Regions from separate parts of the Mus musculus genome. Here regions 2, 3, 4, 5, 6 and 7 are each linked to region 1. Evidence: chromatin loops called from intact Hi-C (ENCODE). Cell type or tissue: left cerebral cortex. All regions are shown on one strand. Region 1 holds the start of Sema5a (sema domain, seven thrombospondin repeats (type 1 and type 1-like), transmembrane domain (TM) and short cytoplasmic domain, (semaphorin) 5A). Region 2 has its middle 38 kb from the start of Gm32383. Region 3 has its middle 42 kb from the start of Gm41289. Region 4 overlaps Sema5a (sema domain, seven thrombospondin repeats (type 1 and type 1-like), transmembrane domain (TM) and short cytoplasmic domain, (semaphorin) 5A). Region 5 has its middle 54 kb from the start of Gm41289. Region 6 overlaps Sema5a (sema domain, seven thrombospondin repeats (type 1 and type 1-like), transmembrane domain (TM) and short cytoplasmic domain, (semaphorin) 5A). Region 7 overlaps Sema5a (sema domain, seven thrombospondin repeats (type 1 and type 1-like), transmembrane domain (TM) and short cytoplasmic domain, (semaphorin) 5A).

What was found. A loop is a pair of places that touch in the nucleus more often than their neighbours do. Peaks named below come from ENCODE experiments on the same cell type or tissue, not always from the same donor. Only the 100,000 strongest peaks of a DNase experiment are listed, where the experiment ranks them.
Region 2: it touches region 1 in a loop (6-fold over the local background); 7 of 42 quality-filtered maps call a loop at or near these places.
Region 3: a loop joins it to region 1, with 3.0 times the contacts of the local background. A loop is called at or near these places in 3 of 42 quality-filtered maps.
Region 4: a loop joins it to region 1, with 6 times the contacts of the local background. A loop is called at or near these places in 26 of 42 quality-filtered maps.
Region 5: a loop joins it to region 1, with 6 times the contacts of the local background. A loop is called at or near these places in 24 of 42 quality-filtered maps.
Region 6: it touches region 1 in a loop (8-fold over the local background); 19 of 42 quality-filtered maps call a loop at or near these places.
Region 7: a loop joins it to region 1, with 4 times the contacts of the local background. A loop is called at or near these places in 26 of 42 quality-filtered maps.

What each region holds. Positions count from the first base shown.
Region 1 is chr15:32,244,292-32,248,291 of GRCm38, forward strand. It overlaps Sema5a (sema domain, seven thrombospondin repeats (type 1 and type 1-like), transmembrane domain (TM) and short cytoplasmic domain, (semaphorin) 5A), which reads left to right and starts at 522. Exons shown (of 23, transcript NM_009154.2): 1 at 522-1,008. Snhg18 (small nucleolar RNA host gene 18) reads right to left here and starts at 371. Exons shown (of 2, transcript NR_038186.1): 1 at 91-371. In left cerebral cortex, a CTCF peak has its summit at 1,887 (motif pointing right); DNase peaks (open chromatin) are centred at 92, 563, 823, 1,091 and 1 more place; H3K4me3 peaks cover 3,326 bases; H3K27ac peaks cover 1,064 bases.
Region 2 is chr15:31,671,634-31,675,633 of GRCm38, forward strand. No RefSeq gene overlaps it. Among named protein-coding and RNA genes, the nearest start is that of Gm32383, 38 kb to the left of the region's middle. In left cerebral cortex, a CTCF peak has its summit at 1,634 (motif pointing right); a DNase peak (open chromatin) is centred at 1,649.
Region 3 is chr15:32,729,037-32,733,036 of GRCm38, forward strand. No RefSeq gene overlaps it. Among named protein-coding and RNA genes, the nearest start is that of Gm41289, 42 kb to the right of the region's middle. In left cerebral cortex, a CTCF peak has its summit at 2,013 (motif pointing left); a DNase peak (open chromatin) is centred at 1,998.
Region 4 is chr15:32,435,985-32,439,984 of GRCm38, forward strand. All of the region lies in intron 3 of Sema5a (sema domain, seven thrombospondin repeats (type 1 and type 1-like), transmembrane domain (TM) and short cytoplasmic domain, (semaphorin) 5A), which reads left to right. Among named protein-coding and RNA genes, the nearest start is that of Sema5a, 190 kb to the left of the region's middle. In left cerebral cortex, a CTCF peak has its summit at 1,861 (motif pointing left); a DNase peak (open chromatin) is centred at 1,855.
Region 5 is chr15:32,717,028-32,721,027 of GRCm38, forward strand. No RefSeq gene overlaps it. Among named protein-coding and RNA genes, the nearest start is that of Gm41289, 54 kb to the right of the region's middle. In left cerebral cortex, a CTCF peak has its summit at 1,816 (motif pointing left); DNase peaks (open chromatin) are centred at 840, 1,354 and 1,770.
Region 6 is chr15:32,566,646-32,570,645 of GRCm38, forward strand. It overlaps Sema5a (sema domain, seven thrombospondin repeats (type 1 and type 1-like), transmembrane domain (TM) and short cytoplasmic domain, (semaphorin) 5A), which reads left to right. Exons shown (of 23, transcript NM_009154.2): 10 at 2,067-2,202. Among named protein-coding and RNA genes, the nearest start is that of Gm41289, 200 kb to the right of the region's middle. In left cerebral cortex, a CTCF peak has its summit at 1,736 (motif pointing left); DNase peaks (open chromatin) are centred at 1,737 and 2,497.
Region 7 is chr15:32,445,827-32,449,826 of GRCm38, forward strand. The region is part of intron 3 of Sema5a (sema domain, seven thrombospondin repeats (type 1 and type 1-like), transmembrane domain (TM) and short cytoplasmic domain, (semaphorin) 5A); the gene reads left to right. Among named protein-coding and RNA genes, the nearest start is that of Sema5a, 200 kb to the left of the region's middle. In left cerebral cortex, no CTCF peak of the experiment used is centred here; no DNase peak of the experiment used is centred here.

The DNA.
Region 1 (4,000 bases):
CACCCCAGTCTTCTTATGATGACACAGAAGAACTGAATCTTAAACTTCCACTTTCTTCCCACCCGCGATCCGCCGGGGGCACGCACTTACCTGGAGCTTAGGCAGGCCTAGCAGACGCCACGTCTCTGGTTTGGGTTGAACTGCCTCCAGCCCTTTATACAGCCCATCCTGCAAAGTAGCCACGTAGGAGCCACCGGGCAAGGGGCGGGTAGCCAAAGAAGGTCTCTTCCAGGCGAGGAAGGGAGTTCGAAAAAAGTCACCAGTTGGGTGAGCTTGCACTCTGGTGGCACAAATAGAACTCCTGGGGTGTGTAGAGAGCCCCCTGGGGAGTGTTTGGGGGTCCCATCTCGGGAAGAGGCGGGGCTAGAGGAGGGGCCTGGGAAGGTCAGGGGTGGGTGGGGCGCTCAGTTTGCACGCGGGAGGGGCGGAGTAGGGGAGGTGCGGCGGAGGGGGCGGGGCGGGGGCGGGGCGAGGCGAGGCGGTCCTGTGCTCCCCGCCCCGAGCTCTGGGCCCGCTCACCCAGCGCTGGTCTACTCGCTAGGAAGGCGGCGTCAGCAGCGGCTGCTCACGCTGTGCCCACTCCCGCGCGCGCTGCGCTCCCGCCGCGGGTGGGCTCCTCAGCCCTTGGCTGACGGTGGCCCCAGCCTTGTGGCGACCTCTGTATCCCACCTTCCCACTGCGGGGGCGTCCCGGCACGTGCAATCCTTTTTGGGGGTGTTCTTGGTTCCCACGCGCAGCTACTAAGCAGAGGGTACCCAACTTTGCCACCTCACCGGTCGCCCTCTCTCGGCGCGAGCCTGTCCACTCAGCTGCACAACTGGAGACTCCGGCAGACTAGCTGGTCCCCAGCCTGGCGCGCTGCGAGAGGAGGATAGCTCTGGAGAAGTGGCGGGGTGCAGTGGTGGCGGCTGCCTCGACTTCCCTCGTAGTACACTGAAGAGGACCCTTGGAGCAGCTCCGGGCCCCGGGGCGCTGGATGACTAGCAGGAGGAACGCGCCCGGCATCTGGTGAGCTCTCTCCCCGCAGAGTCCCTGAGTGTCATAGCTGAGACCCTGCACGTGTGAACTGGACTCGGCACTGGTCCATTTGCGGGTGGTGTAAGTCTCTGGTAGGGTCACTCTGCAGACACCTGGGTGGGGACAACCTGGCAGAGGCGCGTGCAGGACTACCATCAAAGCGGGGGCGGTCGCAGTGGAGATAGTGCACGGGCTGGAAGTTTGTGTCTTAGCCTTTCCCTGGATACGAGCGTGGATTGAGAAGGTCCGGGTGTGCGACCGGTCAGTGGGCAAGCCTGCACCTCGGCCAGCACCTTTCAGGTACCCGTGGAGATCTGTGTGCGTAATCCGCGCTAGGCCAGGCTTGCTTGGTGGGATCTGGAACCGGGATTGGTGGTCGGAATCGCCTACCTCCCTGCACGGTGGACTAGGGGACATTTATTTTCCTGCTCTCTGCACAGGGGCTCTGCGGTGTTCGTGAAAATCTGGGGTTAGTGGGACCAGGGCACAACTCCGCCAGGGTGTTTTGCTGAGGAAGACTAAGGCAGGGATGGCGAAGCCTGGGGCTTCAGCAGGATGAGCTCCAATCGCAGAGCCCCCGTCTGCGGGCAGCCCAGCCGCACGCATTTCATACCCGGGTTCACGGTCTGGGGCCAGGAGAAGATCGGTGCTCAGGATATTCCGAGGAACTGTTGGAGGGGAGTGATCTCCGGCGATCGCCCTTGGAATTGGGCCCAGAGCGGGTAGGTCCCGGTCCCGGTACCCCTCACCTCCCGCCCCGGGCTTTGGCGGGAAGCGCTTTCACGTCCTTTTTTGTTGTTTGTACCTGGATGCGGTTGCCTTGAGTTGGGTTTTAACTTTCCTGCGCCTGCGGCGTCCCGGAGATTCCCGGCAGGGGGCGCCAAGAGCGAGCTTTCGGAGAGGATGTCACAGAGCTTGTTAGTGTTTTTGTCCTGGGCAAATGGGTCAGGGGTCCTAGGCAGCAGTAAAACACAGATTTTTGCTGTGATTTCCGCGCTAGGCCAGGCTTGCTTGGTGGGATCTGGAACCGGGATTGGTGGTCGGAATCGCCTACCTCCCTGCACGGTGGACTAGGGGACATTTTCCTGCTCTCTGCACAGGGGCTCTGCGGTGTTCGTGAAAATTTGGGGTTAGTGGGACCAGGGCACAACTCCGCCAGGGTGTTTTGCTGAGGAAGACTAAGGCATTTCATACCCGGGTTCACGGTCTGGGGCCAGGAGAAGATCGGTGCTCAGGATGTTCCGAGGAACTGTTGGAGGGGAGTGATCTCTGGCGATCGCCCTTGGCGATCCTCTTTTCCTCTCAAAAGGAAGAGTTGAGAGAAGTGTTCTCTTTACCCAGGAGAGCTTTTTAGCGTAGTTAAGCGACAGAAAAGTTGGACGGAAGCCGTCTATCTGGAAAGGTTTCTTCCTAAGACACATTCCTACAAACTCCTCAGGGTACACATTTTTCTCCTTTGACAATTGGACTTAACAATTGAAACTGCGCGAAGGTATAAGAGTTATGTGTAATACGGAGAGGAGGTTCTGCTCCTAAGCAGCACATTGGTTAAACACCGGGTGTTAAAATTAATGCAGTGTATTTATTTATATTTTTAAAAATAGCTGTGTGTCCAGGCTTGTCAGGAAGAGCCCTGTTTTTGAAGTGCAGATGCGTTATTAAATACAGAATTCGTCTTTTATAAAGATAAAACTAGCCCTTAATAGGAAACGTTTTAAATACCCAACTAGGGTTGCCAATTAATGTTGTTTTTCATCTTTTGAGAGAGGGAGGAGTTCCTCTCTTGGAGTAAAAAGTTCACTGTTGCACTTCAGGCTTAAGCAGACACCTTCTGTTGTAGATCATTGAAACTACTTTTCTTTCCTGTGTTTACTCCAAAAGAAGTGTGCATTTCTTTCTGCCCACTCACATTTCTTCTGCACGTTTGTTTTCCATGAAGAAGCAGTTCCAAGTGTAGTTGTTTGAAACATAGACTTCCTGCCGTGAGTTTATTATAAAAACTTTTGAGACAGTGGCTCACCCAAGATGCCGACTGTTGTCACAGTGTGTGCCCATTCAGCTGTGAAGTCCATGTACTGGTATCAGCTTTTATGCGGCTGTAGTCAATACATACTTTTCCTCACATGGGAAATAAGCGATGCTCATCATTTGATGCCTTTTAAGCCGCTGCTAACTTATTTGGTTGCCTTAATGGCAAACAGCTGCAGGATCCCTGCTGAGAGCAAAGACTTTGGTCTTCTGGGTAGGGAAGACTGTCTTGGACCAGAGGAAGTATTTTAAGGTGTTTAGAATCTGCTGAAAATAAGCTGGTATTTATCCCTCCTTGTGTCTGTCTCAAGTGACATCTTAGTCATGTCTGCAGAGATTGAAAGAGAGAAATGGAAGAGCACAGAGTAAAACTAGTTCACAACAATACAAGATGAATGCAAACATATTCCCACAAGTTTACCATGACCCTAGGTTTTGTGGACCACAGGAAGTCCTTGTAGCTACTGGCTTCTCAGAGGAAATTCTTCTGTATCCTCATTGTAGCCTCTTGCTGAGGGACAGTTGTTAAAAGCAACAAGCATTTCTCTGTGCTGTATGCTTCGTGCTCAAAATAGATGCCAGTTTCTTGGGCTGCTATATCAACTGCTACTCATGCCAGGCTATATCAAGAGCTACCTAGCCAAACCGTTGCATAGTTCCAATTAACTGGATAATGATTTTTATCTGTTTAACTGAATGTCGTTTTATCATTAAGTCACTGAAACAGAGGCTTTTCGGCGACAAAATGCAGGAAGGTGGAGGAGGGATGGGTAGGGCTTTGCTAAGAGTCCAGCCAAGGGCATCAGGCATTCTGTTGGATATATGAGTGAGCATGGACGCCGACCCTAAAGAAGAGGCTTGTGTTCCAGCCCATGCCATGTGCAGTACAGAACAGATCCATTCGTTCGCATCAACTCCTAGTCAAGTAACCCATTTTTTTTTAAATGTAGAATTG
Region 2 (4,000 bases), 570 kb before region 1:
ATGCTTCAAGTTCATTATTGTTATTAGGAAATGGAAATACAGCCAGAGCAGAAATCACAGTGTATTTCCCTTTGCCTAGGCTGTGCTTTCATCGATGGCGCTTCTGAAGGACTTCGTGCATTTAGTGACCCATTACAATGAATGATTTTATATCCTAATGTAAAATTAAAGAAATTCAAGGATCTGCCTAGAAGATGATACACTTGCTTAAACCCACACCAGTGTCTCTGCTGGCTATTCTAGCTATGTTAGTGGAAGATTATTGGAAAAGAAAATGTTCAGGCTATGTGAACACTCTTACTTTCAATGTTTTTATTTTTCTGAGCAGGTATTGAGCAGAATTTCTTGCCTTTTGTATGACATATAAGGCACAAAGTCAACAGGAAAAACTACTCTTCGAGGAGAAATACAACGCCTTGTTTTTAAACTATCTCTTTCCCCCTTTCCTCTCTGATGAGCATTCCTGGCTTCTGGCTTCTGTGTTTGTCTCAGCTGGAGGTTCTATTGCTGTGAAGAGACACCCTGACCATGACAACTTGTGTAAAGGAGCATTTAGTTGGAGCTCACTTACAGTTCTGAACTTTAGTTCACTGTCATGGCAGCATGTGAGCAGACATGGTGCTGGTGATGTAGCTGAGAGTTCTACATCAAGGTCAACAGGCAGCAGGAAGAGAGAGTGGCATCGGGCTTGACTTGAGTGTTTGGAAGCTCAAAGCTTAACCCTAGTGACTAACTTCTTCCAACAAGGCCATGCTCACTCCAACAAGGTCATGGCTTCTAAGAGTGCTACTCCCTATGAGCCTACGGAGTCAGTTTCATTCAAACCATCATAGCGTCTGGTAGTTTCTTTTCCACAGCCCCATCGGGAAGGATTTATTTTACCCACCAGGGCATCCCCCAGGCTGTGTGTGCACCATCCTATGCAAATATTCTTTCTTGTGGCTCTTGTCCATGTTTACAATCCAACCACAAAAGGCATTACCAAGGAAATGAAGTGTGACCTTTGGGACCCGTCCTCATGGGCGCTCAAGCATGGAAGGCTCAGAAAATAGGGAGAAAAGAGACATTTATTTAAAAAAAATTAATGTTTTATTTAAACAATATTTTATATAATATTCACACATGCATACTGTGTGTTTGGATCAAATCCACTATCCATCCCTTGCCCTCTCAGCCCTCCTCTAACTCCCCCCCCATTTCCCCTCCCAACTTCCTGTTCTTACTCTCTATTGCTCTCTCTCTCTAAATACCCAGAGTCTAAACTTGCTTGTATGTGCATGGGTACAGCGCTTTCTACTGCAGCATGAGAAGCCTCCTAAGACCCTCATCACTCTCTCACACTGTCTTCCATAGAAAAGCCTTTCTCAGACCACGAGTCTTGTGAGCAAGACCTGTCTGTTCCCCCAAAGCTGGAGAAAGCCTGTATTCCTGCCTCACCTTGACTTTTCTCCATCATGAGGTACATGTGGGAGCCCCCTCCTACAATGGAACCCGCTTTGCCTCTGCTGCTCAAAGTCTTACCGTCATCACTCAGAGCTATTCTGCACAGCCTTCCGTGTTTGCAGAAATGGCACCTGTTCCAGGTACCAGCCTGAGGGAACTACTCGCATCAGTGACACTGCAGCATTGTGTGTTTAACTTTTCCAGTAGGTGGCAGTAAACTGACTTGTTCCAACTAAGGTCAGGCTTAAGCTAGAGGAACGTCTTGGATAAGACATGCCTATCTTTAATAACTGTCAGGAAAGAATTATATGGGTTATTGAGGCCTTGGACTGCCCCTGACCACCAGGGACTTAATGCTGTACTGTCTGAGATGTTCAACTTGAGAGGCACCAGCATTCATTCCTAGCTGGCTTCATCTACTCATTCTAAAGTGTTTTGAATGCTGGCTACATGTTGATGCTCTGAGAAATTTGAGGGTCTTATAAAATAGCTTTAGTCATGGGAGAGGTTTTCTACTTAAAACTTCTGGGACTCTGCCCACTTTCCAAGATATCCCAATCCCTTGTGTATATGCTTCAGGCAAGAGTATGAAGAGGAAGACCAATGCTATCTCCATGGCGAGCACTGAGTCCCAACGATCCTCCCATGAGCCACTGGGACTCCCTCAGCCTAGATAGGTGGGGATACTTTTTGTGGAGACTTAATGGCTGTTTCTCTGTAGCTAATGGTCCTCTGGTGCTCAGTTTTGGGAGCGGCCTGATACTGAGTACTCTTCATTAGTGTGGTGGATGTAAGCAAAACGAGAATCTATGTCTGTTGTTTAACAAATTCTGTATTAATTGTTTTATTTATTTGCATCCCAAATGCTGTCCCTCCCAGTTCCACTTTGCTGAGTTCTTCCACCCATTATCTCTGCTTTGCCTCTGAGAATAACTCCACCCCCCCACAGGTGTTCCCCAACCCTGGGGTATCAAAGCCACTGTTTGCTGTGGCTTATTATGGTATTTCAGGGACCTGCTATGTTAGCTGTTCCTGATGTAATCTTCACTCTTGCTGGAGCAACATGTAGGCTGACATACCCCTGAGGGGATAGAGAGCCTGGGATGAATGGGTAAGGTCCCCTAAATGGCCTGGGGTAGGTTCATAAACTTTTAAGTAAGGTTCAGTAAGCTAATTATTTTCTACCTTTTCTTTTTGGTTTGGTTTTTTTGAGCTATATTGTATAATATAGCTCAAGCTGGCCTCAGACTCAGAGTGTAGCAAGATGACCTTCCTGTCTCTACCTCCCACAGGTTGAGATTATAGGCATTCACCAGCATGCTTGGCTCTCTACCATTTCACAGTATTCTATCACAAGAGCCAGCAATGGGACAATGGGGTTGGTCTGACTGGGAGCAGTCAGACTTTTACCCTAGGTGGTATTTGCTGAATGTGGATATGAGCTGGGTCAGTCCCAGAGTAACCCCTACGTCACTTTATGCCACGTAGTGTTTGCAAAATGGAGAGCGATTAGAAACCTCAGGTGGGGCGATTTTACATCTGCCAAACCTCGTGATAAAATGTGCAGATGTCTATTTCACCTGGCTTTCCCCTTTTCACTAACTATTCTAGTAACTTTTGGTGATTAATTTTTCACAAATGTATCAGTCTGTGACAGACTAGAAGTAAAATCCTGGTCTTTACTCACAGGTAGTTTGAGAAGATTTGAGATGGTTCATTATCATAGGAGCAGGTTGCTATGGAAGCAAGTTCAGCTTCTACGTTTCTCTTGCCTGCCTTCACCTCACCACTGACCACATCAGCAACTCGCTCTGGGATGTCCCAGTCTCTGCAATAGTGAGGCAAAGTGAACCACTCTGTAAGTTACTCACCAGGTGGCATTTTGTTATAATCACAGGAAGTAGACTAAGATACACAACTCTGGGGCCAGCAGGAAGATGCTCAAGGCTTTACTGAATGGATCCTGGAGGCCACAGCTTTGGACCCAGGGATGGGGCATATGTGTGGAGCAATCTTGGCTTTGTAACTTCTTGTAGAACAAGTTTGTCGGTTTAGTCAAGGAGAAGGTGGACTGACCAGAGATCCCTTCAGACTTTGAAGGTGAATCACTGTAGTATGGCCACACAGAATGAAGTTGGACAGATCCCTTTAATTAAAACCAGACACCTTTTTCTATATGATCTTCTAGTGTATGTGATTAGATTCTTGGGGGGTGTGGGGGCAGTAACTATGGCTTATGAGCTAAATAAAACCTTGCGTGTCAGTGGCTTGACTCCATAGAAGTTGACTTCTGGTTCAAATAAAAGGTGCATAAATTGGTAACTTAAAGAACCAGGCTCCTTCCTCAGGGAAGAGGGCACACCTATGCGCTCTCCCTGGGAGTAGGCCAGAGCAAGTGTGAGGAGGGCGACTTCTTAGCCCCATTACTTATATTCCCACATGGCTGGTGAGAACCAGACCCCTTGCCTTTCACCAGTTCACCAGCGCCATTGAGGGGCCACAGGGACCCAGCAACATTGTCTATCTTATCAAGATCTAGTCTGCATCTGGGATGAGG
Region 3 (4,000 bases), 480 kb after region 1:
GTGACCGAACAGTCTTCTCAAAGCTCAGTGAAAGACCTTGTCTCAAAAGATCTGGCAGAGAACTAATTTATGTAGATAATGTTTGGCCTACACACATAGCCACACATACAGGCCACTGAGTATAAAAGAAAAATATTCTATATGCCTTACAAAGCATTAATAGATTCTAGGCTACCACAGTCTAATACCTTGCCATTTTTGTTTAAACTGTATTACATCAGTGTCTGGAGACTGGAATTTTCCTTTGCACTCAGAAGTACCTCTGCTGAAGTCCAGGGAGGTGCAGCAGGGGCTCAAAAGCGCCTAATGACCATGGGCTCTGCTCATTCTTTTCTATCCCCAAGTGTAATGAAACGAGAGACTGATTTTCCTTGGCACCATCTGAACAGGAATTTGTTTTTGTTTGGAACAAATACTTATGTGGGTGAAATTAAAAATTGCCATCTTGGATCAGGGTGTAGCCCAGTGGCAGAACACACAAAGAATCTTGGATTCTACTTCTAGCACCACACACAAAGGAACATAAATCTCATCATGTTAAATAAGACATGTAATGTTGTAAATGAAAGAAAATAAATACCTTCAAGAAGGGTTTGGATTAATAGCGTTACAATGTAATAGTTTACATTATTTTGAATTTGGATGAGGTAGATAAAATAATCCCACCACCGTTTGATATTATATTATATACCAGCAGATTTCCAACACTCTCAGATAACTTACATTCTATCAAAACCAGAAACTAACATTGCAAATAGAATTAAGGTTATTAAACATGTGACTCTTAGATAAGACTGTTCTGAAATATCCAGAGACCACTTATCCACTTATCACTAAATATCCACTTATCACTAAAGTTGATAAGTGGAGACACAGGGACCAGAGTCAAAGTGCTGTGTTGTGAGACAGATCTCACCATCTGGGAAGGCTCTTGAAGAAGCAAGGAGCCACAAAGCACAGCATCTGAACAGTCACTCCAAAGTGGAGAAGGCAGGCAAAGGGATTCTTTCCCCAAAACTTCAAAATTGGCTAAACCCATATCGGCAGGTGTTTTTTAGGCTCATGGGGTACTTTTTAGGTTCTTGGTTTTTAGATATGTGATGATGAATTATTGTGGTTTAAGATACCAAGGGTTTGGTAATCTGTAACAGATAACAGAAGTAAAATAACAATAGCCTGCCTCCTATCTTGATCTTGGCTATTTGAAGTTTCTGATCTTGTTGAACTGTCAGAGTCCTTGTTTTCCCATTTCTTCTTGGTCTTAGATCCCTTCTCACAACAGTGAAAAGTTGATAATCCCCACCAGCACAGAATGGCACAACTCTGATAATGGATGTCTATGATGTGCCTTTCATGGAGCTGTCTTTGTCCTGGTTGTGCCAGTTAGGTTTTTGGCAACTTATCACAAGCTAGGGTCACTGGGGAAGAGTAAACCTCAAGTGAGAAAATGCCTCCATCAGACTGACATGTAGTAGGCAAATCTGCAAGGGCATTTTCTTGATTAATGAGTAATGTCAAAGGAACCAACCAGCTTTGGGTATCCTCATCTCTGAGAGGAAGTTCTGGCATGTATATGAAAGCAGGCTAAGCAAGCTATATAAACCAAGTCAGTAAGAAGCATTCTTCCAAGATCTGATTTGGTTACTGCCCAAGTTACTTTTGGTCATGATGTTTATTATAGCAATAGAAAGAAAACTTGGACATTGGCAGACAGTATAATTTCTGAGTGCCCAGTCGCCAGGATCCCCTTCACAGGAAACTTGTTTGTACTACAGATGTCCTTGTCCTTAGCCTCCTTCCCTGAGAGCTCTAATCAGATAAAAGTTATATTCATTTGCATCAACAACAGTGTGTTAGTTACAAGCCTTGGGTAGATGAGGGTAACACGCATCTCAGGACCAACAGAAAATGGAAAGCTAACCAGGGAAATGCTCAGCCCGATAGAAGAGAACAAGGAAGGAAGTGTGAGATATGTTGGATTACCAAAGCAGACCTCTGCAGACAGTGCCATCTGCTGGCTTTACAGTAGTCAGTCGCATGCTCCTTGGGAGCCACCTTGTGAATGAGGCATTGTCAGTGTGGCATGTCTGCAGAGTAAAAGGGCCAGTCAAGTCATTAGCTCTAGCTGATCTGTAGGCATGTGTGGGACCAGTGTGTGGCTCTATATGGCATTATTCTTTTTCAACTCCCTGGGGTAAACTGAGAGGACAGGAAAATGGAGAACAAAGTCCACACTGACTAACTCTGCCTTCAGCTAATTGAAGTTCACCTTTTGCTCAAGAAATTACACCAAGCCAACACTAGCCTATAGGAATCCATCATGCTTCCCGTGTAAGTGGTAATAACTACTGCCTCCTAGTTTGTAAGAGAAGGTAAGACCCTGTGTGCAAGCAACATCAACTTGACAGTTCTAAGCATAATATGCTTTGTTCTGTTCTCTTTGTTGACAAACAGATAACTCCCTTCATTTTCAAGTTTGTATCTTTGGTAAATGAAATATTTTTTGGCACGTACCGTGTTCCAGAGCATAATTGGTCATAAATATTAACTCCACTGAGCTGTTTCAATCTTTATACCACAGTGACTAAAGCAGATTCCATTCTTATTCTTCCTTTTGAAAAAAAGTTGTGAAGACTCTGAATTTTGACAGTTAGTAAGCAGTGGTATAAGCACTCTACATCCTTGTGAACCTATTCCATACAGTTCCCGTTACTGACTGTGATGCTCACAAGTGTGCACATGTGTTTACAATGTTCCTGCAGTATCTAGCACGTGATGGATTTTTATTATCACCCAACAGCAACTGAGAGTTCATGGTCACCACTTGGTCAAGCTGACTCAGCCTTGGTTACTTGTGAGGCGAGAAAGCAAATAGCTAAGGATAGTCTCCCTTCTTCCAGCATCATGTCTATCTTGTGTGCAGAGTGCCAAATGTGGACAGTTCCAGTGGGCTCTGCTCTTTACTAACTGACTTTTTTGAAGGAGATATACAAGTTATTTCAATTAGTACAGTAGTGAAGAGGACTCTGCAGACACAGTAGGGTGAGAGATGCAGAGGGAGTCCAGATGTGATGTTCTCTGCAACATGCATAGATGGAGAGTGGCTTGAGACTCCACATAGCCAGGAAAACTGTTAGGACCAAAACTGAGGCAAATGGACTTGTTTTACAAATTGTTGAATGAATGTAGTGTTGGCTTTTGCAAATAACAAATCTTATTTTGATTTAGGGGGACTGGCTAAAAGTAGATTTCAAGGCCAAGTAGACATCTCCATACTTGAGAATGAGCCAGATCTCTATGGCCAGTTCAGAGGAAAAACTGGGATATGGTTGGATTCTTCATCATGAACTAATTTCTCTACGGGGTCTCATTTTTTAATGGAGAACAAATTACAGATGCACACAACAGGGAGATCTTTGCATTCATAAACATAGCAAGATTCTATACCCTGAAAATCTATATATATTTTACAAACGCAAAACAAGAATGAGATTGTCACCTGAAACAAACACAATGCCAGGGGCATATCTGCAAGAATATGTTTATTCTCCACTTAATAAAAAAGCCTTTCACAACATGAACACAAAACATTTTGTTGATGCTAGCACATAAGATATGTATTCAGTCAATATGCTCTTCTGGTACGTGCTGTGGATGGTCACTATCTATTGGGTGTTGAAAAGACACAGGGTATGAGACAGTGCCTCTGTTCCTGATGCAATCACACCAGGCAAATACAGGACATAACACATGAGGTAATTTCTGTGAAGTGCTAGGGAGGCAGTTGATCACTGGAAGTTAGCAGCCCCAGTGAGAAGGTAATATCGTTGCTGCTTTTTGTAGACTCCCTTTGAAAAATGTTCTGAAGCCAGTATGTATGCCCCATCTGCTCCTTGGGCTTAGGGATCCTTCCTGCCCCACGGTGCCATGCTTTACCAGCCAACCTTTATAAACTGCCTCCTTTAGCTCTATTGAGTCTAAGCTTGGGAGAGCTTGGGTA
Region 4 (4,000 bases), 190 kb after region 1:
GAGGTTATCATGTAGAAAAATACAAATTGATCCATTCTTATCTCCTTGGACAAACCTCAAGTCTAAGTGGATCAAAGACCTGCACATAAAACCAGAGACACTGAAACTTATAGAGGAGAAAGTGGGGAAAAGCCTCAAAGATATGGGCATGGGGAAAAATTTCTAAACAGAACAGCAATGGCCTGTGCTGTAAGATCAAGAATTGACAAATGGGACCTCATAAAATTGCAAAGCTTCTGTAAGGCAAAGGACACTTTCAATAAGACCAAAAGGCAACCAACAGATTGGGAAAAAATCTTTACCGATCCTAAATACGATAAAATATCTAATATATATAAAGAACTCAATAAGTTGGACTCCAGAAAACCAAACAACCCTATTAAAAATGGGGTACAGAGCTAAACAATGAATTTTCAACTGAGGAATACCGAATGGCTGAGAAGCACCTGAAAAAAATGTTCAACATCCTTAATCATCAGGGAAATGCAAATCAAAACAACTGTGATTCTACCTCACACCAGTCAGAATGGCTAAGATCAAAAATTCAGGTGACAGCAGATGTTGGCGAGGATGTGGAGAAAGAGGAACACTCCTCCAGTGCTGGTGGGATTGCAAGCTTGTACACTCTGTAAGTCAGTCCGGCAGTTCCTCAGAAAATTGGACATAGTACTACTGGAAGATCCAGCAATACCTTTTCTGGGCATATACCCAGAAGATGTTCCAACTGGTAATAAGAACACATGCTCCACTATGTTCATAGCAGCTTTATTTATAATAGCCAGAAGCTGGAAAGAACCCAGTTGTCCCTCAACAAAATAATGGATACAGAATATCTGGTACATTTACACAATGGAGTACTACTCAGCTATTAAAAACAATGGATTTATGAAATTCTTGAACAAATGGATGTATCTGGAGGATATCATCCTTAGTGAGGTAACCCAATCACAAAAGAAGCATTAGATATGCACTCACTGATAAGTGGATATTAGCCCAGAAACATAGAACACCCAAGATACAATTTGCAAAACACAAGAAAATCAAGAAGAGGGAAGACCAATGGGTGGATACTTCATTCCTCCTTAGAATAGGGAACAAAATGCCCATGAAAGGAGTTACAGAGACAAAGTTTGGAGCTAAGACGAAAGGATAGACTATCCAGAGACTACCCCACCCGGGGATCCATCCCATAAACAGCCACCAAACCCAGACACTATTGCATATGCCAGCAAGATTTTGATGAAGGGACCCTGGTATAGCTGTCTTGATGAGGCTATGCCAGTACCTGGCAAATACAGAAGTGGATGCTCACAGTCATCTATAAGATGGAACACAGGGCCTCCAATGGAGAAGCTAGAGAAAGTACTCAAGGAGCTGAAGGGGTCTGCAACCCTATAGGTGGAACAACAATATGAACTAACCAGTACCCCCAGAGCTCATGTCTCTAGCTGCATATGTAGCAGAAGATGGCCTAGTTGGCCATCACTAGGAAGAGAGGCCCCTTGGTATTTGCAAACTTTATATGCCCAATACAGGGGAATGCTAGGACCAAGAAGTGGGAGTGGGTGGGTAGGGGAGCAGGGCGAGGGGAGGGTATAGGGAACTTTCGGGATAACACTTGAAATTTGAAATGAATATAAAGAAAATATCAAAACAAAACAAAAACACCTATTGACTTCCTAGGAAGAGGAGAGGGACCTGACTGAAGTAGAAATTATCAAACGAAGAGAAGAGAAACTGGGACACTGAGGTTTCTCTGTGGATTTCCACAGGGAACCAGAACAAATCCCTTTCTTCTGGGAGGAGGGCTACACCAGCAGCACCACATTTGTAGGATTAGCCTGCGCCCTCTAGTGTTCGCCTCCGTGACAGTGCTTCCATAGTTCCTGGATCTGGGCTGGTGGAGACACAACTGGGTGGTGATGGGCTCAGAATCAAAGACTATATATACTGATGGAGGGAGCAGTGCGTGGCTTGGTGAGTAAGTCCCCAGACTTCATTGACAGACCGTTGGTAGATCAGCCCTGAACAATGTGGAAAATGCAAAAGATACACATGTAAAGTCAGAATGATCAGGGCCGGGGTAGCGGCAGATGTGGATGGATGAAAACAGACGCAGGGACAGAGTTTCTGAGTCGGAAGGAAATTCTGAGGGTTATGATCACGACGCACCGTGTAAAGAAGCATGGATTAAGTCGTAGATGAATGCATAGTAAGTAGGGTGCCATATAATCCTTTACCTAAGTCTCAAGGCAATCGAAAATAAATGACTTAGGCCTGGATACTGAGAAAGGGAGAGGCCATATTGTATTTTTAACCCGCCCCCTTCTCTGAAAACAAAACCATACATTCTGTTATTTTAAGGAGGAAAGTATGGAGATAGATTAGATTAGACTAGACCTAATGACTGAGATTCTTGTGACACTTTGGCTCCTCAAAGCATTCTTCACAGACATAAATGGGAAGAATGGCCACATGTTAAATGATCCACGGCTGAGAAACACATTACTTTCTCTGTCGGAGGAAGGGACATAGGGCATTTGGCATTCACAAGACAAATCACAAGCCAGTAAACAAGATTATCAAATACAGTGAAAGAATTTACAGTGTCTGCTTCTCCTTCCACTTGGCCTTTTATTCCACAGATAAAGGTGTGAAAAATGTTTGCATGTAGATGCCCCCATTTGATTATCGAACTCCAGATTCCATACGGACTCAGTGCAGTGATTTCTGCTGCTGTGTTCATTGTTGTTTTTATTATCGGCACAATCTGAATGACACTCCTCATGAGCATAGATTCAAAGGTGATGCCTTCCTTTGAGAGCTATCGTCTTGTTACTGCATGTTGCAGAACTTAGTAAAGATACATTTTCTTGGGGGAATCCTACTAACTATTTTTGTTATCCCTTAACCTGCTTTCTCTTTACTAGAGTGCTTCCATTTCTTTAATCATGTGTACTTGAAAAAAAATACCTTTGCCTCTTCTTAAAATATTGAATACATATCAGTATACACCATGGCAAATTTCTTCATATTGCCCGATGCATTCTGTCCATATCAGTATCATTAATTCAAGCAAGCTGCATATCTCTGGATGATGTTCCCTGTGTTAACTCCTGGGCTATTTGCATGCTTGATGCTTCCCTTAGATGGATGAGCAACCACCTGGGTGAGACAAGATGTCCCTACCCTGAGGTTCATTTACACCAATTCTGAGAGGGATCATGTCATAGTTGAGTTTACTCCTTATCTTGAATTAAAACAAACAAACAAACAAACAGAAACAGCAAGCAAACAAAATTTTATCATAAGCCTACATAATCCATAATGCAGGCGATTCACGCAAATGATAAATCCTACCATAGTAATCTTAAGAAAATAATCTCCCAAGCAATATCTAACACAAATGTTTCAGGTCAACACAGTTCTTATTTCCAGGACAATTTTGTCCTCTGCCTCCATGGTGCTAATCTTGAACTACATTAGCCCTTTGCTCTCAGAATATAACTTCTCTAGTTCATTTCCCCCTTTATTTTCAAGGAGGCAACTGTTTGAAGTGTCCTGCTAATGTGAATATTTTAATGCCTCACAAGGTAACAGAGTATGGTAGGAATTATAGACGACAAAAGAAGCTGTGAGTAGCTTAATTTGAATTTTCTAATGGGATGGGCAAGATGAGAAGTGGAGGGATATATTTATAGATTAAAGGTTACACAGAAGCCTGCAAGAGAGGAAGGGTTGGGTCATTTCAGATTCCATCCATGCTAGCCCTGTTACAAGCTCTGCAGCAGGAACACCCCCTCTCTGGCCACCTTGTCACACAGGAGGAAAGCAAAGTAGGGTCAGGTTATAAAATCCTGGTGTCACTATGTGAAAAATACTTTCCAAAAAATTGTTCTTTTACAATTTACAAGGTATTGTTTCACACCCACATGCATACAACTCCCCCCAGCTCCCACCAGTGACCACATATTCTCTTCCCCAGAGACTATCTTTTCCT
Region 5 (4,000 bases), 470 kb after region 1:
ACATTTGTGACCTTGGGATACACAAAGTTGTGAGAGGACACAAGAAACATAACCCATATAAGAAAATTAGCACCAAAATGAACATTTTGTTGCATGAAAGATAAAGTTGTATTTTGCCAATTATTCATGTGTATACAGTTGTATATTGTCCATGTATATAGCTGGAGTTAGTGGCATTTGTTTGATGCCTAATGAGGGTTCTGGGAACTGAACTATAGTCTTTTTAAAAGAATCAAGCTTTTCAAATCACTGAGCCATCTCTTCAGCCCCAGAAAGACATTGTTAGTAATGTGGAAAGTCAGCCATGTTCTAGACAAACAACTGCAGTATAAATACTCTTGTCTGAGCTGTATACAAAGAATATCTCCTTAATACAACCAACAAGACACAAGAGTTTAGCAAACCCTCTACCAAAACAAGACATTCTAGTTTAGCAAGCACAGGAGAAAGTGGTTGCATCATTAGTCATCTGGGGAATGTGAAGCTAACTTGAAATACTGCTATGCTCCTATTACAGTGATTAAACTCAATGGCAATACTAACTGTAGGGGAGGATTTGGAGCGCAGAGAAATACAGATTGTTGATGGTAATCAAAATGGAATAGCCGCATTAGAAAACAGTTCAACAGTTTCTTATCAAGCTGTATGTTTATTACAGAGTCCTACAACACTTAAATATTTACTCAGAGAAATGAGAACATATGTCCATACAAAGATTTGTATGCCAAATGCATAGGGTAAAATTAACAGTAGGAAAAGAATGGAAGGGGGTCCAAATGTCCAGCTGTTAGTGGATGAGTAAGCAGATTGTGGTATACCATAAAATGGAATGTGCCTTGGCAATAAAAAGAAAGAAATGCTGGCACGCAACAACAGAAATGAAGCCAAGAGTATTATACCAAGGCAAATGAGCTAGCCGCCCTAAAAAAAAGAAAAGAAAAGAAAAGAAAAAAGGTATATCTCATGATTCTACTCATAGGACATTCTGGGAAAAAAAGGACATCATGGTGACAGAAAAGAGATGTGGGCTTCTCTGATGCTGAGAGAAGGAGGAGGGATGTTCTTTTGACAGAAGAACTGCATGGAAATGTTTTGGGTGGCAGAATTTACTGTTGCAGCTGTAAAGTTCAAATTGGTAAAATTATAAGTTATTTTAAAATGCACTTGTAAATTTTAGTTTGTGTTATTTGTAAAATTCAGTGACACTGATGGAGAAAATATGGCTTTAAGTTAGGAGAGCTGATGATGTATTTCCAACCCCCGCACTGGAGAGGTAGAGATAGGATGTTGAGTTTGAGGCCAGGGCTGGATAAACAATGAGGTGCAGGCAGCTGTAGGTACCAAATAAAGTTCTGACTCAAGAAGAAGAAAAAAGAAAAACAGAAGTGGAGTAGAGACTGAAGGAAAGACCATGCAGAGACCGCCCCACCTAGAGATCCATCCCATCTGCTGATACAAAAACAGACACAATGTCTGTGGGAGCACCCTCATAGAAGCAAGGGGTGGATTATGGGATGGGGGGGGGGCTTATGGAGGGGAAACCTGGAATTGGGACAACATTTGAAATGTAAGCACATAAAACATGCAAAAAAAAAAGTTTGGAGTCACCACCACATAACAGCAGACCGGCTGAAGACTCCCAGGGACATGCCAGCCGCCATGTGGTGAGCACAACTAAAGTGAGCATGCATGTGGTAGAGAGTTGGGAGAGAAAGAGAATTGGGATAACTGGTGCATTAGGAGGAGAGGAGGAAATAGAAATTCAAGGGTGGTGAGGAACAGCCTGATGCAAGTAGCCTATGCTGCCACCTCGAGGCCATGGTCAGGTACTGACCCATGCTACAGTCAAGGGTGGGCTATGTCTGCATCTATGGCCCAGAAGCAACAGTAGTCTGTTTTAACAAAAGAACAAAAACAAACAAACAAACAAACAAACAAACAAACAAACAAACAAACAAAAACAAAAAAGGAGATTTAGTTTAAAAATTTAGACTTTTAAGCCAAAACTATGATACTTCCACAATACAGCTGCCTAAGCAAGGCCTGTAATGTGTCGTCAATACCAATAAACATTCTAACTTGGAAGGAGGAAATACCATAGGGTCCCACCTGTAGACAAAGAACTCTACCCAATGACTGAGGATGGGATAGGAGGAATTCCTCTCTACCAGGAATGAGACTCCCAATTGCTTATCTAATACCAAGTGCTCAGCCCTGAAAACAAATACATACAAGCAACACTAAGCAGATTCAGTAGGTTGTATTTATATATTTATGCACATACAAAAGTAATAAAAAAAAAGGAGCCATCAATTTGAGGCAGGGGTGAGGACTAGACATAGAAGATGTTGGAGGGAAGAAAGGGAGGCAGGTAAAGTGATGTAATTAGGTTTTAACTTTTTAAAAAAATTACCTAATGAAAAGGCAAACGTTTAAAGCCTCATCATTGAGTAGCTCCAATGGTTTGGAATCTGAACCAGGAATGACATAGCCAGGATTGCTCAGTTTATAATCTGTCCTCCCCTAAGGAGCTGCACACAAGGTACCTTAGACCCTCAGTGACAAACAAACAAACAAACAAAAACTTCTAGGTGGTCTCACCTCCAAAAAGTGCCATAGCCTGATATCAATGCCACCTTGGTATACAAGAATTTAATCACAAAGTTGATGGCAGGACACAAGTTATGGAAAACAATAGCAATAAGTAGGATGAAGAGATGGGATGCATTCTGGAAAATAAGTAAATGATGGCGTGCGCTAGGGATGTAGCTCGCTGGTAGAATATTAGCTAGCATGACTGAGGCCCTGGGTTCATACCTAAAACCACACACACACACACACACACACGCATGCACGCACATGCACAAAATGGAAGGGAGGGAGGGAGGGAGGGAGGAAGGAAGGAAGGAAGGAAGGGAGGGAGGGAGAAAGGAAGGAAGGAAGGAAGGAAGGAAGGAAGGAAGGAAGGAAGGAAGGAAGGAAAGAGTCATAAATGACAATTAAAAGAAACTATAGACATCTGGGAAGAAAGGCAAATATTTCGGGAACATTAATCTTATGAACATTAAGGGTAAGTGAGGAATTAGTGATGAAAAGAGAAAGATTAGAGTCTACAACTGAAGAAAGAAGATACCTCATGCAGAACAGATGGAAATGATGAAGTAGAAGTTTAGAGTTGGTAGGAAAAGAACAGGAAGTTTAGATATACATTGAATAGTGAACATGTGAATATAAGTAGTGAGAAGCAATGCTCAGAGAAGCTTGAACACCATTTTAGATTCTTTTGAGTATATTTAATGCTATTCATTTTTTAAAGGATTATATATTTGGGGGAAGAGTAAAATGTTTAGGGGAAAACGCAAGGCATGTGTTAATACCACAGTGAGGGCCATGAAAGAACAAATGATATATCTTTGAATATAAACTATAAAAGGCACTTCAATGTCTAGCACAAATTGATGATCCATTTATAGGTGAGATTGGGGGAGGCAAGTCACTGACTGGGTGGTGAAGTATTAGCAATAGGACATGATGTTGGCGTCTCTGGTGATAGCCTTCCAGTGGCCAGAACGTTCCCCATGGATCCTTGGGAGCTATATGGTAAACAAGGCTTCTCCACCACCAAAAAGAGAACCCAAAGGCTCAGTATAATTACCTTCAGATTCATTCGTGGGTTTGCAGTATCAATACAGCAGACACAGGTGGTAGGTGTTTGAGCTATTGCAAAATTTGACATCTATGTGTTAAAGCTTACCTCAGCAGTTACTAAATGTTATATATTATAATGTTTCTCCAAATCTCCAGAATGTAAACCCTTCAGTGCTTCTAAAATTAACTGCTGCATCTTTCAAAACTGTTGACTCCAATGGTGACTGCTCATAAGAAGACACGGAACCTGCACAGAGCTTGCTTTTGAAATAATCAAAGAACCTTACTAGAAAAATGCATCATTTCTTGAAGATAGTTTCCATGTTCTCTTTCAAACATTTTAATGTTCCCT
Region 6 (4,000 bases), 320 kb after region 1:
GGCCAGATGGAATACCTGTGTTCCAAAGATATGTTGACCATTATTGCTTCCAGTTTTCAGTAACTTATTCAGAGGCTGATATAGTAGTGCATAGCTGGATGGGGTCGCATGCCTGTGAGGGAGATGCTACAAAAGAAACTGGGTATGCACTTTAATTTCTGTATGTTGATCTGACTCAAGAGGATAGATTGGAAAAAAATAATAGGGGTAGGGTCCTCATGTAGCTCATATAAGCCCTTTCTTCCCCACCTGTCTCTTTCAGAGTAAGTAGAACAGAGAAAAGACAGAGGGTAGATGCTTTAACAAAGGCACTATGCCCAACAGGGTCATAGAGAAATTTATCCTTTGCCAGCTCAGATGATCAGCTGTCAGGACTTCCTAGGGAGTCCCTGAGCTGATAGCCATGCCCATGTCATCTCAGTTCAGAGTAAATTAGTGTCTCTGTCTAGAAGAGGATGTAGTTGTTATTGCACTTGGCTTCTTGGCCAAGCAAATGGACTTGGGGACCATGTGGAAAGTAGGAGATATCTGCTTCACCCTCTATGGTCTATGGCATGGGCTGATTCAACTCACTCTCTGTCTAGAACCTTAGGGTCTTTTTAGGGTCTGTAGACTCCTTGTGAAGAAGTAGATGGTATATGCACAAAAGCTTAGCAGGAGGCTCAAGGTGATATTATGATTACTATGGATTGCCCATTATCTGTCAGGTAACTAGTTGAGGCTAGTCCTTGCTGTGTGTCTGCTTCTGACCCAGGGTAGCTGCGTCTCTGAGTGTTACCAAAGTCTAGCCATATGCCCCAAGTCGGTTTCCTCCTTGAATTTAGGAGATGTTCATGTTCTACTTTTCCAAAGATAGTGGAAAGGAAGATAAGAGCAGCAGTCTGAATACATGCACATAAAGCATCCAGTTCCTTTTAATCTCCTTTCTCAGGGCCAGACTCCCAGAACAAACACCATCTTCTATGAGATGTTCTTTGACACTATACACTTCTCACAGAAATATCACAAAGAATTCAAATCCAGATCTTTGTTACAAAGTAGTCAGGGTGCCGCTCCCCATCTATGGGCCTGTGTCAGGATCTCAATGAGTAGGCTTCATTTCCCTTACAGGGTCATGTCTTTTACCTTAAGAAGATTCTGAGATTGTACTGAAATTAGAGAAGTCTTTTGGGCTCTGCCCTTCCCCCTCCTCATTGCTTTTTCAGATAGTTAGATGTGAAGTTCTAAAAGTTTTGTGATTTTTCTCTAAGATGTAGAAAAAAAAAAACTGACTTATTTCTGACCAAATATTGGCTCAGTGCATTAATATGGAAAATACATTCGTGCCCCTCATTTGGTCTTCATTTTCCTCTGAGAGCGATAGCCCGCTTGAAATGCAAATTTGAGAAAGAAGCATTTGCCATCCCCATGCTTAGTCAAAGGGCACTGACCTTGCTGAGCCTTCTGTCTGCAGCTTTCTAGTGGAGCCTGAATTCTGAATGAAGGCTTCCCAACTTCATGTCAGTACTTTCTTAATTTTTTTCTTGCCTTTAGATTTATAATTCCCTTTAAATAATAAATGAGACAAATCTGACAGGCACTCCCTGCAAGATACATTCAGTTTATTATTTTTTTAGAGAATGACAAACACAAACACCTGGAGAATTAATAGAAATCAGAGGTTGGCCAATGGCCACCTAAAGTAGCCAGAGATACAGGTGGAAGAGAGGTGGCAAAATGGATGGGTAGCTCCACCTACTGGAAGACAAAGCCTGTCATCTCTGGAATTAAAAATTCAGGAAGCTTTTCAAAATCCCTTGTTGCTCCTCTTGTAGCTGTGTGAATTTAGTCCCAGCTGGTAGGGTCATATCTGCTATGGATCCCTACTTCATTATCTGGATGTTTGTTTTCACATGAGGAAATCCCAAGGAAGCCCTGGGTGTTGCCCTGCCTTCACCTCTTGCTATATATAAGAGCCTCAAGTGAGCTTGAAATAGCTAAAGGTAGATGCTACCCTGGGATCAGTGGAGGTCAACAGTCACTGTGGGCTCTGACCAGCCTGTTCCTTCTCCTTTCTCATTCTCCAGAAACAGCATCGCTGCCTCTGCTGTCTGTGTCTTCAACCTGAGCGCCATCTCACAGGCCTTCAATGGACCCTTCAAGTACCAAGAAAACTCTCGCTCAGCCTGGCTGCCTTATCCCAACCCCAACCCCAATTTTCAGGTAATCTCAGGGGAAGAGGGCATTACAAGAATCCTCTTTTAAGAATGAAGAAACTCAACATAGTGAGCTTGAGCAATTAAACCTTGGCTTCATGCACAGTGCAGCTGCGGTCTCCTGCCCCCCACAGCACAGCACCATCCTGTGCTTAGCGAGTATCAATAGAACACAGCCTTTTGTGGACTATGGCGCCTAGAAAAGAAAAAGGGGGGCTTTTGTGAGTTGTGGTGACTGATCCTTAACCGAAAAAGGGCAGTCTTCTGCAGTAGGCTAGGAATCCAGGCTTCAATTAGTGCTAATGATGATGGACTGTGTGCCCCAAATCTCTGATCCTTAATGAATGATGTTCCAATGAATAGGGCCCAGGGCACAGAGCAATGGGTCTTGACAAACAGAATTCGAGCTCTAATTGGCAAGTATGGTGAGGCTTCCTGTTGGGAAGGGGGACTGTGGCAGTGGCTGCTGGGAAAAGAGATCTGACTGGTGTGGATTCATCTTTCCGTCACCCAATTAGAATGTTCAAGCTGTGATGTCTTTGTGAAGCATCCCACCTCCAGTGCTCAGAAGAAGCAGAGACCTGGCAATGGTGCTGTTTATTTTGTTAGTTCAGACCACAGCTCTATTCATCTGCTTAAGCTACTGTAACAAAATACTGCAGTTTAGATAGTATTAAAAAAAAAAAGAGTCCCCTGTTTCATCACAGTTTGGAGACTATATCTTCAAGATCAATGTAACAGCAGGATCATTTTCTGGTGAGGTGTTGTCTTGCTTAGGGTTTTTATTGCTGTGAAGATATACCATTACCAAGGTAATTGTTATAAAGGACAGCGTTTAATGGGGACTGGCTTATAGTTTCAGAGGTTCAGTACCTTATTATCATGGTGGAAACCATGGCAGCATCCAGGAAGACAAGGCTGGAGAAGCTGAGAGTTCTACATCTTGTTCTGAAGGCTAACAGAAGACTGGTTTCAAGGCAGCTAGGAGAAGGGCCTCAAAATCTACCCCTACAAGGACACACTTCCTCTAACAAGGCCATACCTGCTTCAAAAAAGCCATACCTCCTAATAGTGCCATTCCCTGGGCCAAGCATATTCAAACCACCAAAGGTGTTGAAGATGACAAGATTTTCCTTACATCATCCCTTAGAAGAAAGACTCATCCCTGGTGTTTCTTCCTCCATCCTACTGGGTCAGACTCCTATGGCATGGAATGCTTCCTAGAGGTCCTGTCTTCAACTACTGCCATGCCGAGAGATAGATTCGACATAAGAATTTTAATGCAGCACACACAAGAGCAGCCTTCTCTGTGGGTCTGTTACTAACAACACAGGCAAAATATTTAACATCATCAAGTTCCAGATACTTGGTCTGATGTGTCATTTTTGTGACTATACATGTGGCATCAGTGTCACATGAATGACACTGTTCTATGTATAGAGAGGGGCATAGCGTCTCCAGGCAGGTCAAATAGCCAGGGCCACAGCTGCTTAGTGGTTAAGCTTGGATCTTACCACTGCCAGCAAAGGAAAAATCCCAATCTCAATCAACTAAGTTCCTGTTAGTAGCAATCATTGACTAGTGATATAAGACAGTCAGTCCTTCCTTCCAATTTTGGGTGGTTTAACATCCCAAATCATAAAACTCATGACTTCCAAGAAAACTGAGCTTTAGAAAAAGTTTAAATTTTTACAGGTAGATTTTGGTAATCATCAATCAATTACAATTGAATTTTTTCCTTTCAATATTTTAAGACTTTTATCAGAGAATGAGGCTAAGAATAAGATAAGTAGTTTGAGTATCAT
Region 7 (4,000 bases), 200 kb after region 1:
CTCCTTCTCTGTAACCATCATGGCATTTACTGTCTTTCATTGATCTGCCTCTCTCCTTGGGTGTCTCAGGCTGTGAGGGCAGCAGTAGTCTCTGTTTATTTTCCTGTGCTGTCTCTAGTTTCTAGAGTGATGTCAAGTATTGACTGTATAAAAGGTTGAACTGATGTCTAGCCATGGTGTCTGGTGGGGCCTGGTCTACTGAGCAAACGTTAGTGGGATGGGGCAGTGACCATGATAAATACAGTTACAAAGAAGCTCTGAGCTGTGAAGCCCCTGAAGTCCTCTGGGATGGGTCAAGACATAAGTATGTGAGCGTGTCAAGAACTAAACAGGAGCTTTGGAATGAGACTGTGACATAGAATTCACAGCACCCTAAGGAGCTCGGCCATGCCATAAATAAGGCTTCTAGTTTGTCTTTCTGATGGCTGTGTGCTCTGCTGAGACAGAGGAGTGGTTGTTATACAGCCAGGCTTATGGATCGTGTCAGGTTGGTACCTGGAAATGAAAACAAGCACAGATTCGCCAAAATAAACCTAAAGAGTAGGGCAGAAGCACAATTTCATTTCCTCTCCACATCTCTTTGTGGACCTCTTTGTGGTACTCAATGATTTGAGGGAGTGGGGCAGGCAGAGAGCTCTCTTGGGGATGCTAAGCTAGGGCAGAAGTCCACCTCTACTGGAAATAAGTCTTCTGAAGCTGTAAATATCAGCTTTACGTTTCATGTTCAGAAAGATTTTCTTTTTAAAGCATCTGGGGTGTTTAGCTTGAGGCTGCTGCTACCAAGCAAGCTGGGAACAAGGCATGCCTCTTTTGGGACTATAGATAACAGTAACCAGTAGGCTGTGCTAGGAGCCCCAGACAGCTTGGTCTCTTCTCTCAGACGAAATGGAACAATGCAATTAGCTGAGGTTTCAAATGATTTTGTATGTCACTGCTGAGAATGAGCAGTGACTTTTTTTTGTTGGTTTTATGAAATGATTCTGGGTAATGATAGGGTAATGATTCTGTCCATGGCTCTCGTTTCTGATAGAAGAGAGGAAAAATTCTATAAATCTGTTGGCATAAGGCATTCTGCAGTCCCCACTGCCAGTGGTTGCCATATGGTATGTGATAACGTAGATAGGGCTGGCGATCCAGGCTCTTTCTAAATTAATCTGTAGTGATTACTTATAATTTCATTGGGACACAATTATGTCCATAGACTGTCATGGCTATGTTTATAATACATTAGAAGAAGACTTTAACATGCAAAGCCTAAAACATTTTCTATTTTATCTTGTCTCAAAAAAGCCCAAACATCCCAAACATACAGACCTATATATCATGCAAGATCATTGTGTGTATGTGTACAAAATATTATACTGTTATTTATAGTCCCATAATATCCATGTCTTGTTCCCAGCTTTCTTAATAGCAATATCCCCAAGCTAAACATCCCAGATGCTTTAAAATTTTTTGAACACACATACACACACACACACACACACACACACACACACACGCGTGTGTGTGTGTGTGTGTGTATTACAGAGATATTACAGATAAGAATAATTGATATGTCTTTTTAGCAAGAGACATAAACAAACAAACAAACACTGGACATGTCTATTCAAATGTCTTAGTAATGGATACAAATAAGAGCTTGCTGAAACTCACACAACTAGGTATCACCACAGATGTAGAAAGTGTCCAGATCACCAGATACCTAAACATTATCACATAGCATCTGGCAGTGATTGACAGTCACAATAGTAGAGTGCTTCATCCCATCACTTTTATGGTGGTCTTTTGGGGGTAGGATGGGAGAACAGTGAAAAGTAGCCGTGAGAGCCACTGAACAGCAGACCATGGTGCTGCCTGTATTCTGAGAACAAAGAAAGCCAGCGTAAGCAGAGAGTACAGCTTGACAGCTGGGGATTGGCTGCATTTGAGTAAGTCCATATGTTGGGGGGGGGGGTTCATGGGGCCAACCGAGTCCAGGAATGTGATTTCTTCTCTCTGTGTGGCTTTCATAATGAATTGGGGCACACATGGCAATGGATGTAACTGTGCTCATTTTCAACTCCCTTGAAAGATTTATCTGTTCCAGACTGCAGTCTAGCTTTCTTTCCTGAATATTAGCGGTGCTTACTCAGTAGAATAATGGGTATTAGAATGAAGTATGAGTTAATTATTGTATACTGTTGGTGATTTACCTTTTTTTATGCAAGTGTCTGAAGAAAAAATAAGTATCGAATCTGTCTTATTCCATTCCTAAAAGGGGGAGTTCTATAACTCGTATGAAGGGACATAACAATGAATGTTACTAAGTATGTGATGGATGGCATTGCCCTGTTTTGCAGTCATAAACCTGTCACCTCCTAGAAAGAAGGTGGTTGCCTTGGGTCTCAAGAGACAGGAGGTCTCATAAATCTATGGACTAGCCCCTAAAGGTTTATATGTTTAATTTTATTTATTTTTCTCTATTTTTTTAAATATTCGGCATAAAAGGTTTCACTGTGACCTCTTTATACACACATAACATTGGTCTTCACTTGTACTCATCCCTTACTCCAACTCCTTCTTTTTAAGACCTTATAAAGATTTTAAAAATTATATGTATATGCGTGTGTTTGGGGAGAGTATCTGCACACAAGTGTATGTGCCTATAGAAACCAGAAGAGGGTGTTGGATCTTTTGGAGATAGGGTTGCATGTGGTTGTGAAACTCCTGATGTGTTTTGTGATACCAAGCTCAGATTCTCTGCTAGAGTAGTATGCGTGCTTAATCTCTGAGTTATGTCTCTTACTGTTTCTATGTCTGTCTGTTTATGTATACATGTATATGAGTATGCATATATCTATGCAGATATAGATACATGTTTACATCTATCATCTTTCTATCTACAATGTATCTATCTGTCATCTATCAATCTATTATCTCTTATTTGCCTATTATCTATATCTATCATCTATTCTATCACATATCTATCAATGTATTATCTATTAATGAATTTATTATCTATCTCACTATCTATCTGTAATTTATCAATCTATCATCTATTGTTTGTCTATTATCTATGTATATCATCTATTCTATATCACTATCTATCATGTATATACCATCTATCAATGTATCTATTATCTATCTACCTATCTATCTATCTATCTATCTATCTATCTATCTATCTATCTATCTATCTATCTACCTATCTACCTATCTACCTATCTACCTATCTACCTATCCATCTAACATATATATCTGTAATCTGTGTAGCATCTCCACATGAAAGAAAGTCTGTGACACTGAACATTTGCACCTCTATGTGTTGCTTTTGTCACTCCCCCTCTTTCCCCCCCTTTAAACATCTTACCACATCACACAGTTTCCTTCTACACTTAAACTTAGTTCCTTTGTGTGAAAGAAAACACATATGGTGGTTTGAGAGAAAATGTCTCTCATGGGCTCACCTATTTGAACAGTCATCTGTGTCAATGGATATTGCCTTTGAGATTTTAAAGGCTGGAATTTCTCATTGGTGTTCTTGCTTTGTGCGCATGGCTTCATGATGTGAGTTCTTAGCTGGCTGCTCCAGCCTCTGTTTCTCCTGCCATGCCTAATGTTTCCCTGTGATAATGATGGACACTTATCATTCTTTAACCATAAGCCTAAATGAACTCTTCCTTCTATAAGATTCCACAATCATGGCATTTTATCAGAGGGACATAAAAGTAACTAATTGAGCATGTAATAATTGTCTGCATCTGGCTTATTTCCCTTAGCATGATAATGTGCATTGTGATACTAGTAAAGAGAACTTGAATCTCTTTTTAATTTAAATAATTTAATTAAATAATTAATTGTAAACATTAAATTATTAAATATTTAATTTAAATAATCACCTAAGTCAGTAATTTGTATATATTCCCGACTCATTTAAACCAACTAATAGTATTTGAATACCGTACAGAAAAACATATGCAGTTTTCTTATATACAGTGATTATCATAAAAAGAATAGA